3 separate regions of the Homo sapiens genome follow, and regions 2 and 3 are each linked to region 1. The links are chromatin contacts, found by Hi-C or POLR2A ChIA-PET in ENCODE. All regions are on one chromosome and are shown on one strand. The core of a region is the stretch at or near the end of the contact, and the rest is flanking DNA. Distances in the headings are between cores, read along the strand shown. Region 1 overlaps LOC107985695 (a long non-coding RNA gene). Region 2 holds the start of CCNB3 (cyclin B3). Region 3 holds the start of USP27X (ubiquitin specific peptidase 27 X-linked).

Region 1 (3,488 bases), core at 363-2,862:
GCTTCCCAAAATGTTGGGATTAGAGGCATTGAACCACTGCACCTGGCCTATTTTATTTTTGAAAATAGAGACAGGTGGGGGGGGTGGGTGTCTCCCTATATTGCTCAGGCTGGTCCCGAACTCCTGGTCTCAAGTGATCCTTTTGGCTTCCCAAAGTGCTGGGATTACATGAGCCACCACTCCTGGCCACTGTGCTGGGTTTAATTGTGGAGAACTATAACTAAGCATTGTCTTTAAAAAACGAGTACATTGGCCGGGCGCGGTGGCTCACGCCTGTAATCTCAGCACTCTGGGAGGCGGAGGCGGGCGGATCACGAGGTCAGGAGATCGAGACCATCCTGGCTAACACGGTGAAACCCCCATCTCTACTAAAAATACAAAAAATTAGCCGGGCGTGGTGGCGGGCACCTGTAGTCCCAGCTACTCGGGAGGCTGAGGCAGGAGAATGGCGTGAACCCAGGAGGCGGAGCTTGCAGTGAGCCGAGATCGCACCACTGCACTCCAGCCTGGGCGACAGAGTGAGACTGCCTCAAAAAAAAAAAAAAAAAAAAAAGAGTACATTTTGGGCCGGTTGCAGTGGCTCACATCTACAATCCCAGTACTTTGGGAGGCCGAGGCAGGCGGATCACCTGAAGTCAGAAGTTGGAGACCAGCCTGGGCAACACGGCAAAACCCCGTCTCTACTAAAAAAACATAAAAACTAGCCAGGCATGTTGGCGGGCGTCTGTAATCCCAGCTACTCGGGAGGCTAAGGCAGGAAAATTCCTTGAACCTGGGAGGTGGAGGTTGCAGTGAGCCCGGATCACGCCACTGCACTCCAGCCTGGGAGACAGAGGGAGACTCCATCTCAAAAAAAAATTAAAATTAAATTAAAATAAAAAAAGAACATTTTGGCCTACAATTCCTGACAAAGATGGAATGTGGGCAAATGCATGATGACCTGGATTATTTCTGGGAGAATTGTAAAGAGTTTCTGTAGTCAGCAGAAATGCTTTGAATACTTTCCATATATTAGTTCATTAATCCCCCATGAAGTACAAGTAGGGGAAACTGAGGCACAGGGAAGTTGACTAATTTGCCCAGGGTCACAAAGTGAGTAAGTGGCAGAACCGCTATTTGAACCTAGCTGCGCTCATAGTGCTTTAATCTTCAATCAGCGAGGATCGTCAAGTTGGCTGCTGGATCTTTCTGGATCTTTTTTTCATTACCTCGCCTTTCATGTTGTTTGTCCACATAGCTTGAGGCTTTATCACAGATTGCTCTTGGGGGCAGTGTTACTCCAGAAATGCCGGAATGCTCCGCTATTCCTCACTCCACCCCTAAATATACAGCATCTCCTCCCGCCCTTAAGCTCTGAAAAAAATGCTGCGGAGCCAGAAAGGCTGCAGAAAGCCGGGTGTGACCACTGGCTCTGTAGCCAACCTGTTCCCTGCTGCTGCTGCTGCTGCTGCTGCTGCTGCTGCTGCAGTCGTTTGGTTTCCTCTTTGAATCTGAGATGATTCTGAGGTCTACACTGCAAACTCTTGGCATATATCATTTCTAGAATTCCATTCCTACTCGACCTAGGCTGTGAGTCTGCACTAGTTCGCGGCACGTTAGATCGCGCCCATTTCCCTTATTGGCAAGTTGTCAGGTTGAGGAAGCTCCAGGCCTGGAGGAGGGCATCTCCAGCCACCAGCCATGAAGCCCAGGGCCTCAGGCACCTTCTGGCCTCCGGGTGGCCTCCTCTATTCGCTGACCCAGACACTAGTCCAGTGGTTCCCAAAGTGGGGTTCCCTGGCAGGCAGCAGCTGCCTCGCTGGGAATCTATTAAAAATGCATACTCCCAGGCCCCACCCATGACCCACTGAATCAGAAGCTGTGGGCCTGGGGCCCAGCAGTTGGTGTTTTCAGAAGCCCTCCAGTGGACTCCAATGGTTCCTAGAGTTTCAAAAGCACACTGGGCTAGGCCAGGTGTGCCAAGAGAGAAGTAGCTTTTTGGCTCAAGTCCTCACAGGAATGGTCAGAGGGTCCCCATCAGTCTATCAGTGTGCACCATACAACGCTCACAGAGGGACACACGTGTGCCCGTGTGCATGCGTCCCTGTATGGACTCCAGTTGGAGGGGGAGGGACAGTTTTGCCTTGTGGTTTTGTCACTCGCCATTGGAAAATAGCCCTTTCCCCTACTACTAAATAGCTTCCCATTGTTTTCTAGTCCCTTTACTTCCATTTCAGAGAGTGTTTTCTCTTCTGTGTTTTTTTGTTTGTTTGTTTTTTGAGACGGAGTCTCACTCTCTCACCCAGGCTGGAGTGCAGTGGCGCGATCCTGGCCCATTGCAACCTCCGCCTCCGGGATTCAAGCAATTCTCCTGCCTCAGCCTGCTAAGTAGCTGGGATTACAAGTGCCTGCTACCACACTCACCTAATTTTGTATTTTTAATAGAGATAGGGGTTTTGCCATGTTGGCCAGGTTGGTCTCGAACTCCTGACCTCAGATGATCCACCTGCCTCGACCTCCCAAGTGCTGGGATTACAGGCATGAGCCACCATGCTGGGTCCCTCTTCTCTTTGGAAAAGTCATCCACGTTGGTTGCAAGTTTTTCAGAAAAGAGGGAACTACATTATAGAAATAAATGGCAAACAGACACCCAACACCCAAGGAATAATTTCTCATCTCTGTCCTTTCAATGTGTATATTTCTAAATGTCCGTGTTTATATTTACATAAATTAAAAAAAACGGTTTACTTGTACGTGTCATTTTGTTTTTATCTTAAATTTTTGTGTTTTTAATTTTGGTGATATATCATTTTGGTTGTACTTTTTCACTTCTGTACATACTGTTACATAACATGCAGTTTTCCAGTAACACTAACTTGTGAATGCATATTTTACAATTTTATTTATATTTATTTATTTATTTACTTTTGAGACAGTCTCACTCTGTCTCCCAGGCTGGAGTGCAGTGGCTTGATCTCGGCTCCCTGCAACCTCCACCTCCCAGGTTCAAGCAATTCTCCTGCCTTAGCTTCCCGGGTAGCTGGGATTACAGACCCGCCACCGCGCCTGGCTAATTTTTGTTTTTTTAAGTAGAGACGGGGTTTTACCATGTTGGCCAGGCTGGTCTCAAACTCCTGATCTCAGGTGATCTGCCTGCCTAGGCCTCCCAAAGTGCTGGGATTACAGGCGTGAGCCACCGCGCCCGGCCCCCCCTTTTTTTTTTTTTGAGACTGAGTTTCCATCTTGTTGCCCAGGCTGGAGTACAATGATGCGATCTCAGCTCACCACAACCTCCGCGTCCCGGGTTCCAACGATTCTCCTGCCTCAGCCTCCCCAGTAGCTGGGATTACAGGCATGCACCACCACACCCGGCTAATTTTGTATTTTCGGTAGAGACGGGGTTTCTCCATGTTGGTCAGGCTGATCTCAAACTCCCAACCTCAGGTGATCCGCTCACCTCCACCTCCCAAATTGCTGGGATTACAGGCATGAGCCACCGTGCCTGGCAG
Region 2 (3,488 bases), core at 475-2,974, 1.6 Mb after region 1:
AGTCTGCACTTAGGTTTGCCTTTAATAGCCAAATATTGAGATATTAAACACAAAAGCCTTGGTCATCATTTTTTTTCTAAGCACCATCATCTATTTTGTAACCTTGTTTATTCTACCCAAACTTCTTCTCTTTCACACAAACTTGTGAATAAGAGTGCAAATCAATACTTTAAATACACTCTCGGTTTGCATTTGGCTAGAAAAAACTATGAAGATAATAAAAATGGGACCTGCGTTTATAATATAATTATCATGAATAATGGCAAAAGGAAATTAAATGAAGTGAACCATCAGCCTTCATGAAATCACTGTCTGTCTGGTAGTCTTGCTGGGTGTCTTCCAGCCTCAGATTTAGCCTACCTTTTATGTGATGACACAATGACCATTTAGAAAATGGGCAGTGATGCCAATGATTATCAGACATCATTTACTGTGGACCAATATAATTGGGAACACCACTTCTTTTTCTCCTGATTTGGTTTTCCTGCCATGAGAGTACACAATGACATTTAGAGCAGCTTCATGCAACCATACTAAAGTGAAAAATTAGTCATTTTGAACATCTTGGCAGTGGAACTGTATAATTACTTCTGTCAAGTGTTTGTGTTTTGTCTGCATTGTACATATTTTTTCTTTCCTATGAGTGATTGGAGGAGTGGAGGGGGAAAATAAAGGACTTTTAAAGTCTATAAACATTATCATAAAAAAATTTCAGGGGGCAACTGCTAAAGATAAGTGGAGTCTTAGGAATGTTAGGGGTTCTTTTATAGGCAGGGGCTTAATTAGGCAGCTAAAGTTCTGTTCCATAACCTTGCGGTAGAAAATGACTTATGGCTAATTTTGAGGGGTGGGCTTGGCTTGGCAGTGGCTATTTCTGGTCAGGCTCTTCCCTTTTATAATTATGAAATTTCCTTCCCCTGATTTCCTAGAACATTTGCTTATTGTCAGGATAATTCATCTGACATTTACTAAATCTGGCCTTGTAGAGTTAATTACCTTTTCCTATTCCTAGATTACCTACATTGCAAGCCTAGAAGGTTATCTATCTCTTTTTCATTGCATCCACCACAATACTGGGCACACAGGTGGGCTCAAGACACAAGGTTTTGGAATTTTTAGGGCAGAAAACATAATTCAGAAATCACAGCGTCATGGGATCTGTAAAAATGACCAAAAAACTTGGTTAGCTATCTGAGTGGGCAGGCTTCTTTCCCAGAGCAGTAATTGTCACACTTTGGCGTGCATCAGAATCACCTGGAGGGCTTCAGTTTCTCATTCTACGGGTCTGGAGTGGGGACTGAGAATTTGCCTGGTACTGTGTATTACATGCATTATCTCAATTCACGCACAGCCTTATGAAATGCCTACCACTTTAATTATAAATGACTCGCTGGAGCGCAGAGGCCACGTGACTGGTGGGGGTGCTTGGCAGCACTGGCCACTTCCATCGTCTTGGGGGTGGGGGTGGCGGGGCGCGCGCGTGTGTGTGTGTGGTGATTAGCATGCCTTTTATTTCTTTCAGGGTCTGGAGATAGAAGAGAAATTCCCTGAGAAAAAGAAAAGTAGAAAGGTATTTACTCTGATCTTCTGGCCCCATCTGGTGGTTTTAAGTCTGACTAAAAAAAAAAAAAAAAAAAGCGCTGATTCGTGATCTCCCCCTGCTGGTGAGAATGGTGGGGTCAATCCGGCCGCCTCTCGTACCAGTTGTTCTGAGGTGCATTTCTGTGGAAGCATTTCCGTCATTCTGAGACAGTTGGGCTGAGGCGGTTGGTCGCCTCTCTCTCTCTCTCTCTCTGTTCCTCATCTACATTTTGATTGGTTTATTTTTGTATTGTTTTCTTTCAGTTTCCGATAGGTGGAGAACATTCTGCTAATAGCTTTTCTTCCAGTCCATTTGTGGCTTGTTAAAGGTACAACATGTATTGTCAGTCGTGACGAGAGCTTTTTGCCTTATATATTGATTATATATTATAAATATAGAAGTATATCCTGTGTCAGGCTGGAGATGTGGGAGGAAAACTGGCTGAGGGAACTAGCCTTTAATTAGTTTATTTCCTCCCTGTCAAACCAACAAACTTTTCTGGAACATCTGAAAAAATAACCTTTAAAAAGTACTTCAGGCTGACCGTGGTGGCTCACGCCTGTAATCCCAGCACTTTGGGAGGCCGGGGCGGGCAGATCACCTGAGCTCAGGAATTCGAGACCAGCTTGACCACCATGGCGAAACCCCGTCTCTACTAAAAAGACAAAAATTAGCCGGGCGTGGTAGCGCGCGCCTGTAGTCCCAGCTACTCGGGAGGCTGAGGCGGAAGAATCGCTTGAAACTGGGAGGCAGAGTTGCAGTGAGCCAAGATGGTGCCACTGCACTCCATCCTGGGTGACAGAGCAAGACTCTGTCTCAAAAGAAAAAAAAAACTTAAATATACAGTTACTTGGTGACAAAATGTTTATCCTGCCCTGCAGATAGTGTATCAGTGAATGAATGTATTAAACATTACAGCTGGGTGCAGTGGCTGCGGCAGGAGGATGGCTTGAACTGGGAGGCAAAGGTTGCAGTGAGCCAAGATGGCGCCACTGCACTCCAGCCTGGGCGACAGAGTAAGACTCTTGTCTCAAAAGAAAAAGAATTAAATAGCCAGGCGCAGTGGCTCACGCCTGTAATCCCAGCACTTTGGGAGGCTGAGGCAGGCGGATCACGAGGTCAAGAGATCGAGACCATCCTGGCCAACATGGTGAAACCCCGTCTCTATTAACAATACAAAAATTAGCTGGGCATGGTGGCATGCGTCTGTAGCTACTTGGGAGGCTAAGGCAGGAGAATCACTTGAGTCCAGGAGGCAGAGGTTGTAGTGAGACGAGATCGTGCCACTGCACTCCAGCCTGAACGACAGAGTGAGACTCTTGTCTCAAAAGAAAAAAAAATTAAATAGCTGGGCACGGTAGCTCACGCCTGTAGTGCCAGCACTTTGGGAGGCTGAGGCAGGCGGATCACGAGATCAAAAGATCGAGACCATCCTGGCCAACAAGGTGAAACCCCGTCTCTACTAAAAATGCAAAAACTAGCGGGACATGGTGGCATGCGTCTATAGCTACTTGGGAGGCTGAGGCAGGAAAATCACTTGAGCCCGGGAGACAGAGGTTGCAGTGAGCCGGGATGGCGCCACTGCACTCCAGCCTGGCGACAGAGCGAGATTCCATCTCAAAATAAATAAATAAATAAATAAATAAAATATACTATTACTTGGTAACAGCTGGGCGCTGCGGCTCACTCCTGTAATACCAGCACCTTCGGAGGCTGAGGCGGGAAGAAAGCTTGAGGGCAGGACTTTGAGACCAGCCTGGGCAACATAGCAAAACTTCCGTCTCTACCAAAAAATAAATGAAATAAAATAAAATTAGCAGTGTGTTGTGGTGCCCGCCTGTAGTCCCAGTTACTCGGGAGGCTGAGGTGGGAGGATCACTTGAGCCTGGGAGTGGGAGGTTGCAGT
Region 3 (3,488 bases), core at 253-2,752, 1.2 Mb after region 1:
TTGCTAGGGTATGTATACTCAGGCAGCACAGCCACACAAGCCAGACAGCGTGCACTAGGCTACAGCCAGCCACCACCAGGATTAGGGGACTAGACTCTTCCTAGAACACTCTTTCTCCTCCTACTCCTGTCCTGATGCCTGCCCTGGGCTGCACTCTCTGGGACCAGCAGCTACAGCCCGACACCCTCGAGCCATGACCCAGGTCTGAGCCACTTGCTCTGGGCACACTCCTCGTGGGCTCTGGGGTGCTGCTGCCCAGTGCCAGCAGCCCCTTGGCACAGGGGTTCCCAGAGGCCTCTCAGCCTCATGTCCGACTCCCTCTCCCTGCTGGCAGCTCCACAGGCTTCTTTCCACTTCCACCTGCTGCCCCCCTCCCCCGGGATGCTGCCAGGGCTTAAGGGTCTTGGGAGTGTGTCCTGTAGTTTAGGCCCCCTCTCAGCTGTAGGGGAAGTGCCAGCTGTAGGGATGGCCTTGTCGTGCCTCGTCCCTCCAGCTGGCCTTGGAGAGAAGAGGTGGATTGTGCCATCGGGCTGCTCAGCGTCTGCTGGGCCAGGAGGCCGGCTGTCAAGCCATTAACCCACCCGTGGCCTTGGGAGCCCAGGAGGACGCGAGCAGCAGGCCCAGACCCTGCAGAGCGCTGATAAGATGGGCCAGGGACGCGCCTCTCCAGGCCCAGCGGCCTTGGTAGCCCGGCCCCCCCGGAGCTGGGGTCCAGGCCTCCCCAGAACTGCAGCTGGAGCTTCATCCTTTTCGGGAAGCGCAGGACCTGGCGTGGGAAGGGAGACAGGGACGAGGCTAGAGGCAGGCTCGGCCGCCGAAATGATGGCCTGTCACGGCTTCTGCCTGCGCTCCCTAGGACCCCCCTCAGAGGGGACATTTCACAGCCTCAGAAACATTTCTGGACTTGGCACCCGCTCGGCCCCCAGCCCCGCAGTGGCCGAGGGAAGCCTGCATAGACGAGGGGAAGGACGAGGAGAGGGGAGGAGACGATGAAGGGGGTCAGAGCAGCGATTGGAGCCGAGAGCTGGAAGCGCCTTAAAGAGACTGCGCGGTCCCCGCCCCCCTTCCCGCCAGCCTCAATGAATTAGAGCTGTGTTTCCCAAACTTGCCTGATCATAAGCAGCCTCTGGGGCCCTAGTTAGAGATACAGGTTCCGGAGTACCTCCCTTCGAGATTCTGATTCAGTAGGCCTGCGGGTGGAGCCAAGGAATCTGTAATTTTAACACGCTCCCCACGTGATTCTCGTGAACAAGCAAGTTTGGAAAATACTGAATTAAAGGAAACGGGGCCTGGCTGCAGAAGCAGCCTCCACTAGGGGGCTTCGGCGGGAGGATTCCCGGGGGCGTCGCCTGCTTCCGCCGCCGCCTCCTTCAGTGAAAGTCCCTTTTGGGTCCAGCTGCCACAGCCACCGCGCTCCCTCAGGCCGGGCGGGGGACACCCCAGGTCTGCGTGGCCCCCGCGCCGCCACGCCCAGTGGCCGCCCGAGCCCTGCGAGCAGGGGGAGGAGCCGCCGCCAGTGGAGGCGGAGGAGGTAGAGGAGGCGGAGACGGCGGAGAAGGCGGAGAGGAAGGTGGAGGCGGAGGCGAAGGTGGAGGGGAAGGCGGAGGCGGCGGGGAAGGCGGAGGCGGCGGGGAAGGTGGACGCCACCGAGAAGGTGGAGACGGCGGGGAAGGTGGACGCCGCTGGGAAGGTGGAGACGGCGGAGGGTCCGGGCCGCCGGGCTGAGCTCAAGCTGGAGCCCGAACCCGAGCCGGTCCGGGAGGCGGAGCAGGAGCCGAAGCAGGAGCTGGAGGATGAGAACCCAGCGCGGAGCGGCGGTGGCGGCAACAGCGACGAGGTTCCTCCCCCCACCCTTCCCTCCGATCCACCGCGGCCCCCCGATCCCTCTCCGCGTCGCAGTCGTGCGCCGCGCCGCCGACCCCGGCCCCGGCCCCAGACCCGGCTCCGTACCCCGCCGCAGCCTAGGCCCCGGCCCCCGCCCCGGCCCCGGCCCCGGCGCGGCCCTGGGGGCGGATGCCTGGATGTGGATTTTGCCGTGGGGCCACCAGGCTGTTCTCACGTGAACAGCTTTAAGGTGGGAGAGAACTGGAGGCAGGAACTGCGGGTTATCTACCAGTGCTTCGTGTGGTGTGGAACCCCAGAGACCAGGAAAAGCAAGGCAAAGTCCTGCATCTGCCATGTGTGTGGCACCCATCTGAACAGACTCCACTCTTGCCTTTCCTGTGTCTTCTTTGGCTGCTTCACGGAGAAACACATTCACGAGCACGCAGAGACGAAACAACACAACTTAGCAGTAGACCTGTATTACGGAGGTATATACTGCTTTATGTGTAAGGACTATGTATATGACAAAGACATTGAGCAAATTGCCAAAGAAGAGCAAGGAGAAGCTTTGAAATTACAAGCCTCCACCTCAACAGAGGTTTCTCACCAGCAGTGTTCAGTGCCAGGCCTTGGTGAGAAATTCCCAACCTGGGAAACAACCAAACCAGAATTAGAACTGCTGGGGCACAACCCGAGGAGAAGAAGAATCACCTCCAGCTTTACGATCGGTTTAAGAGGACTCATCAATCTTGGCAACACGTGCTTTATGAACTGCATTGTCCAGGCCCTCACCCACACGCCGATACTGAGAGATTTCTTTCTCTCTGACAGGCACCGATGTGAGATGCCGAGTCCCGAGTTGTGTCTGGTCTGTGAGATGTCGTCGCTGTTTCGGGAGTTGTATTCTGGAAACCCGTCTCCTCATGTGCCCTATAAGTTACTGCACCTGGTGTGGATACATGCCCGCCATTTAGCAGGGTACAGGCAACAGGATGCCCACGAGTTCCTCATTGCAGCGTTAGATGTCCTGCACAGGCACTGCAAAGGTGATGATGTCGGGAAGGCGGCCAACAATCCCAACCACTGTAACTGCATCATAGACCAAATCTTCACAGGTGGCCTGCAGTCTGATGTCACCTGTCAAGCCTGCCATGGCGTCTCCACCACGATAGACCCATGCTGGGACATTAGTTTGGACTTGCCTGGCTCTTGCACCTCCTTCTGGCCCATGAGCCCAGGGAGGGAGAGCAGTGTGAACGGGGAAAGCCACATACCAGGAATCACCACCCTCACGGACTGCTTGCGGAGGTTTACGAGGCCAGAGCACTTAGGAAGCAGTGCCAAAATCAAATGTGGTAGTTGCCAAAGCTACCAGGAATCTACCAAACAGCTCACAATGAATAAATTACCTGTCGTTGCCTGTTTTCATTTCAAACGGTTTGAACATTCAGCGAAACAGAGGCGCAAGATCACTACATACATTTCCTTTCCTCTGGAGCTGGATATGACGCCGTTTATGGCCTCAAGTAAAGAGAGCAGAATGAATGGACAATTGCAGCTGCCAACCAATAGTGGAAACAACGAAAATAAGTATTCCTTGTTTGCTGTGGTTAATCACCAAGGAACCTTGGAGAGTGGCCACTATACCAGCTTCATCCGGCACC

What was found. Hi-C counts contacts between places; a loop is a spot of excess contacts on that map. ChIA-PET counts read pairs that join two places held with the same protein, here RNA polymerase II (POLR2A). Pooled maps may share reads with other maps.
Region 2: a map of K562 shows a loop between it and region 1 (33-fold over the local background). The contact joins the promoter of CCNB3 here to the enhancer-like site in region 1. A Hi-C loop is called at or near these places in 1 of 168 maps with a recorded cell type or tissue (K562), 2 of 37 single-sample maps with no recorded cell type and 13 of 50 pooled maps. POLR2A ChIA-PET finds 5 or more read pairs at or near these places in 1 of 52 experiments (HEK293).
Region 3: a loop to region 1 is called in a map of PC-3, with 26 times the contacts of the local background. The contact joins the promoter of USP27X here to the enhancer-like site in region 1. A Hi-C loop is called at or near these places in 1 of 168 maps with a recorded cell type or tissue (PC-3), 2 of 37 single-sample maps with no recorded cell type and 11 of 50 pooled maps.

Annotation. Positions count from the first base shown.
Region 1 is chrX:48,630,244-48,633,731 of GRCh38, forward strand. The region is part of intron 1 of LOC107985695 (a long non-coding RNA gene); the gene reads left to right. Among named protein-coding and RNA genes, the nearest start is that of WDR13, 34 kb to the left of the region's middle. RefSeq lists an enhancer at 1,585-1,654. Within about 2 kb of position 1,613, at least 2 of the 41 ENCODE cell types and tissues checked have a DNase peak (open chromatin) inside an H3K27ac peak, as active enhancers do.
Region 2 is chrX:50,203,041-50,206,528 of GRCh38, forward strand. It overlaps CCNB3 (cyclin B3), which reads left to right and starts at 1,725. Exons shown (of 13, transcript NM_033031.3): 1 at 1,725-1,910.
Region 3 is chrX:49,877,982-49,881,469 of GRCh38, forward strand. It overlaps USP27X (ubiquitin specific peptidase 27 X-linked), which reads left to right and starts at 1,503. Exons shown (of 1, transcript NM_001145073.3): 1 at 1,503-3,488. The coding sequence starts at 2,327. It overlaps USP27X-DT (USP27X divergent transcript), which reads right to left and starts at 1,375. Exons shown (of 2, transcript NR_026742.1): 1 at 1,110-1,375; 2 at 1-766. RefSeq lists silencers at 1,325-1,734, 1,775-1,854.